Linked DNA regions of Homo sapiens: region 2 is linked to region 1. A link is an interaction called in ENCODE POLR2A ChIA-PET data of the cell type or tissue named here. Cell type or tissue: GM12878. All regions are shown on one strand. Region 1 overlaps FANCD2 (FA complementation group D2). Region 2 overlaps VHL (von Hippel-Lindau tumor suppressor).

Region 1 (2,500 bases):
GACATATCTTCTGAGCAACTCTTCAGTGCATATCTTTGTTCTCTGCTCTTAGCTCTTACCCGGTGTTTTCTAAAACTGAAGTCTAGGAGCGGCATACATTGCTTCAGAAATGCTTCCACAAAGAGACGCCCATACTGAAGAAGAGAGACACACTGTTACCTCTAGCTGAGGTATCTCACTGAAAGGCCCCTGAGGCAGAATAGTCTCATCCAGCCCAAGGGTTTTATTTTCTTATTTATATATATAAAAAACAAATTGGGAAGGGTCCAAAAGGTTTATTTGGAGAATGTAACTTAATACAAAAATCAAATAGGCCTGTTAACTAAGCCCCAGAATTAGGCAGACTTACCTACCACAGATACAGTCGATGGACAGGGAACTTGCTCAGCTTAGGAGTGAGAGCATAGAGTAGAGGGGAGCTCTATCTGAGGATAACTTACTCCCAAGAGGGAAAAACTGGGTAAAGCTGAGAAAGCATATGACCAATTTCTAAATTTCCCAATCAGATAAATGACTCCTCTCTCCAACTTGCCCATCTCCCACATTGCGCAAGGGTGGAGTAAAAAGGGAGAGTGACCAGGAGATGACAAGAATGGGGCACCATCCACTTGGAAGGAAACTTGAGGAGTGGCGAAGTAGCATTCTCCCCATAACATTCTGACTGGACTTCCCATCAAATCTAGGGCTAATACAGGCTATTCCCACAAAAGAGAAGTTTGGCAATTATCAGGATATCAGATCCCACATTTGTAAGGCCACCCATAGACTTTAAAGAAAAATCATCTACTCCTCCTTCCTCCCTTTTGCCTGGTAAGGAATGGCACGGAAGGTAACTACTGCTCCTAAACTCAACTGCCCTGAAGCCATTCCTCCTAGTACTAAGATTCTTACCAAAAGTTTTCAAATTCATAGGAAAACTGGCTTCTCCAATCATCCAACTAGGGTGGGAAAATGCATCCATTGCCTTCCCTAAACTGGCATAGATTCTGGAAACTCTGGCTTGTGGGCAAGAAATTGAGCAATTTATCTCAGCTGAGGTCCTCTCTAGAGTGATCCACAGGAAGAATAAATATGAAACAGGGCCCAGTAAATCTCTCACCTTCAAACATACATGCAGAACAGGATGACTATCAAATACCTGGAGAGGTGAAAGACAAGAAACCAAGGCTGAGATCTGCTCCTTTGAGCACTCCAGCCTCTTTCCCGCTGCGCAAAGCACAGCTTTGGGTGCTGCAGAGAATTCTAAAATGGAGGAATGTCAACATTTAAATTAATATTACAAAGCAGAATAAAGTAATTATCACAACTGAAGTTCAAGAAAAGGAAGAGACGAGCAAAGAGAAATAAACTGATTCCAACTGGGAGTGTTGAGAAGATGGCATTATTAGAGGTCCAAAACCTTGATCTGAAGACTTAAGAAAGACTGGATGAGGCTGGGCATGCTGGCTCATGCCTGATATCCCAGCATTTTGGGAGGCTGAGGCTGGTGGATCACTTGAGCCCAGGAGTTCGAGGCCAGCCTGGGGAACAGAATGAGACCCTGTTTCCACAAAAAATAGAAAAATTAGCTGGGTGTGGTGGCATGTTCCTGTAGTCCCAGCTACTCCAGAGGCTTCAGTGGGAAGATTCTTGAGTCTAGGAGGTTGAGGCTGCAGTGAGCTGTGATCACCCTACTGCATTCCAGCCTGGACAACAGAGTGAGACCCTGCCTCAAAAAAAAAAAAAAAAAAAAAAAAAAGACATGAAAGAGGTGGAGAGACAAGGACATTCTAGGCTGGGGGAACAAGCTGAGCAAAACCACGATGGAGTGGGTGAGAGCACAGTGTGTTTAAAGGAGAACGAGGGCATTCAGGGTTAGAAGAGGGAATGTGCGCTCAGATCATAGAGGATCCAAGGCAAGGTGAAAAAGTGAGGGAATTACAGATGGAAGGAGTCATTAAATAGTATTGTGGCATAAGTAGGAGGAAGGAAGGAAAAGACAAAAAAAAAAATGCCTAGTGAGAAAAGGGGTTATCCAGGATGGGTAGGGGGACAAAGGAAGAAGACGACTCAGGGAGAGCAGGCCCCAAGGAAGAGTGGGAAGAGGAGCAAGGAAAGTCCATTTTGGAAGCCAGGACACTTGGTTTCTGCAGTTATTTGGTGAGATGTGTCAAGCAGTCTCCATACTCACCTTTATCAAGTTGATGAGGATACTGAAGTCTCGAACAGCCATGTTCCAGTAGAGGAGTTTCTCTTCATGAATCTGGGGCAGCCAAATATATGGGCACCTCTGAGTCACAGCCAAATACTTCCCTTACTGTATTCCCACTAAGATATAGTTCTTGAATTACATAGCTATACAGATATTTAAGCCAATTATCCTTAGATGTAGCAACCAGTGCATCCACAAGATGGTTCTGAGGCCTGCACATGTTGTGGTAACATTAGAACACCTCATAGGGACAGACTTTCTAAAAAGTTTCCTCTTCAGCAATTCCCAAGTAAGTAAAAGCCTTTGCAA
Region 2 (2,500 bases), 52 kb before region 1:
ATCTCTGAAGAGCCAAAGGTGACCTATCGGGACAAGCAAAGGTTGTTAAAGAGCCACACCGGTGGCTGGGCACGGTGGCCCACACCTGTAATCCCAGCACTTTGGGAGGCCGAGGCAGGCGGATCATGAGGTCAGGAGATCAAGACCGTCCTGGCTAACGTGGTGAAACCTCGTCTCTACTAAAAATACAAAAAAATTAGCCAGGTGTGGTGGCGAGCGCCTGTAGTCCCAGCTACTCGGGAGGCTGAGGCAGGAGAATGGTGTGAACCCAGGAGGTGGAGCTTGCCGTGAGCCGAGATCGCGCCACTGCACTCCAGCCTGGGTGACAGAGCAAGACTCCGTCTCCAAAAAAAAAAAAAAAAAGAGCCAGACTGGTCTGAGTCAGGGCACCTATTTTCTCCATTTCCCCTGACCTACACAAAAAGCTTACCTCTCACTCTGCTTAAATATTATACAAAGCCCTTCTAGTAACATTATCTCAGTCAGTCCTCACAACAGATCCATTTACAGATGAGAAAACAAGTCTGAGAGAAGTGACATGCTCAAGGTATAAGACAGTAAGCAAAGAGCGCGTACTTAAAGCTCTCAATCCCATGCCCTTTCTGCTACCATGGTGGAAAAGGGAAGCCTAGGTCAAGTACGTGATTACAAATCACAGCAAACCCTGCAAACTAAAGAGAAAAAGCCACTGACTTCTCAAATCAGTGCTTCTCAAAAACAAGGAAGTGCAAAAACATGTCGAGAGAAAACTCATCAAACCCTAAGATCTGTGCATTTTACTGTATGTAAATTATACCAGAATTTTCTTTTCTTTTTCTTTTTTTTTTTTTTGAGATGCAGTCTTGCTCTGTCGCCCAGGCTGGAGTGCAGTGGCACGATCTCGGCTCACTGCAAGCTCCGCCTCCCAGGTTTATGCCATTCTCCTGCCACAGCCTCCCAAATAGCTGGGACCACAGGTGCCCGCCACCACGCCCGGCTAATTTTTTGTTATTTTCAGTAGAGACAGGGTTTCACCGTATTAGCCAGGATGGTCTCAATCTCCTGATCTTATGATCCGCCCGCCTCGGCCTCCCAAAGTGCTGGGATTACAGGAGTGAGCCACTGCGCCTGGCCCAGAATTTTCAAAATGCATACATCACAAACAAAAGAGGGCAGGAAGCAATCCTCCAGCCCTAAGATTCTGTTTAAGGAAGGAGGAGGTTGTCTTAGAATAAATATAGCACTTGTTCCTCGGGGCATAAATTTACTTACAGATTTGATGGGAAATTTTAAGAAATGTAAACTTGTAATTTTTTAAATTTTGGTAAAATATACATAAAAGTTACCATTTTATTTATTATTTAGAGATGGAGTCTTGCTCTGTTGCCCAGGCTGGAGTGTAGTGGTGTGATCTTGGCTCACTGCCACCTCCGCCTCCCAGGTTCAAGCAATTCTCCTGCCTCAGCCTCCCGAGTAGCTGGGACTAAACAGGCGCATGCCACCACATGCAGCTAACTTTTGTATTTTTAGCAGAGACAGGGTTCCACCATATTGGTCAGGCTGGTCTTGAACTCCTGACCTCAGGTGGATCTACCTGCCTCAAACATTTACCATTTTAACCATTTTTAAATGTACAATTCAGTGCATTAAGTACCTTCAAAAGTAATGTTATTTTCTTTTTTTAAGACGAGGTCTCTATGGGTGCAGCACACCAACATGGCACATGTATACATATGTAACAAACCTGCACGTTGTGCACATGTACCCTAGAACTTAAAGTATAATAAAAAATTTTAAAAAAATAAAAAAGAGATGAGGTCTCAGCCTGGGCAACATAGCAAGACCTCATCTCTACTAAAAATAAAAATAAAAAAAGAAATTAGCCAGACATAGTGGAGCATGCCTATAGTCCCAGCTACTTTGGGAAGCTGAAGCTCTGGGAGGACTGCTTGAGCCCAGGTTAAGGGTGCAATGAGCCGTGATCATGCCACCAAACTCCAGCCTCCACACTCCAGCCCAGGCAACAGCAGGACATCCTGTCTCAAAAAAAAAAAAAAAAAAGACAAGATAGAGAGACAGGGTCTTGCTGTGTTACCAGACTAGAGTACAGCAACTATTCAGAGGCACCATCATAGTTCACTGTAGCCTCCAACTCCTGGGTTCGGGTGATCTTCCTGCCTCAGCTTCCCAAGTAGCTGGGACTAAAGGCAGGAATGTGCCCTGCTAATTTTTCAAGAATTTTTTTTTTTTTTAAATACAGACAGGGTCTCACTATGTTGCACAGGCTGGTCTCCAGCTCCTGGGCTCAAGAAATCCTCCTGCCTCAGCCTCCCAAAGTGCTGAGATCACAGGCATGAGCCACTGCACCCAGGCTCAGTAAATTTTTATATTAAATCGGGCACAGAAAAATTTTGGAGTAAAATACAAAATTCATACAATTTCCTATATAAAATAGGAGCCTACAGAAATGTTGATCCCTGGAAATACTGTGTTCTTCATCTAACATTAGAAGTCTGGTGTA

What was found. ChIA-PET counts read pairs that join two places held together with the same protein. Peaks named below come from ENCODE experiments on the same cell type or tissue, not always from the same donor. Only the 100,000 strongest peaks of a DNase experiment are listed, where the experiment ranks them.
Region 2: POLR2A ChIA-PET joins it to region 1 with 6 read pairs; 9 of 35 experiments call an interaction of 5 or more read pairs at or near these places.

Annotation. Positions count from the first base shown.
Region 1 is chr3:10,091,923-10,094,422 of GRCh38, reverse strand. It overlaps FANCD2 (FA complementation group D2), which reads right to left. Exons shown (of 44, transcript NM_001018115.3): 38 at 2,171-2,242; 39 at 1,100-1,138; 40 at 60-134. It also overlaps a transcript of FANCD2OS not described here. Among named protein-coding and RNA genes, the nearest start is that of FANCD2OS, 15 kb to the left of the region's middle. In GM12878, no CTCF peak of the experiment used is centred here; no DNase peak of the experiment used is centred here.
Region 2 is chr3:10,144,037-10,146,536 of GRCh38, reverse strand. It overlaps VHL (von Hippel-Lindau tumor suppressor), which reads right to left. Exons shown (of 3, transcript NM_000551.4): 2 at 1-23. Among named protein-coding and RNA genes, the nearest start is that of VHL, 3.5 kb to the right of the region's middle. In GM12878, no CTCF peak of the experiment used is centred here; no DNase peak of the experiment used is centred here; H3K4me3 peaks cover 1,744 bases; H3K27ac peaks cover 73 bases.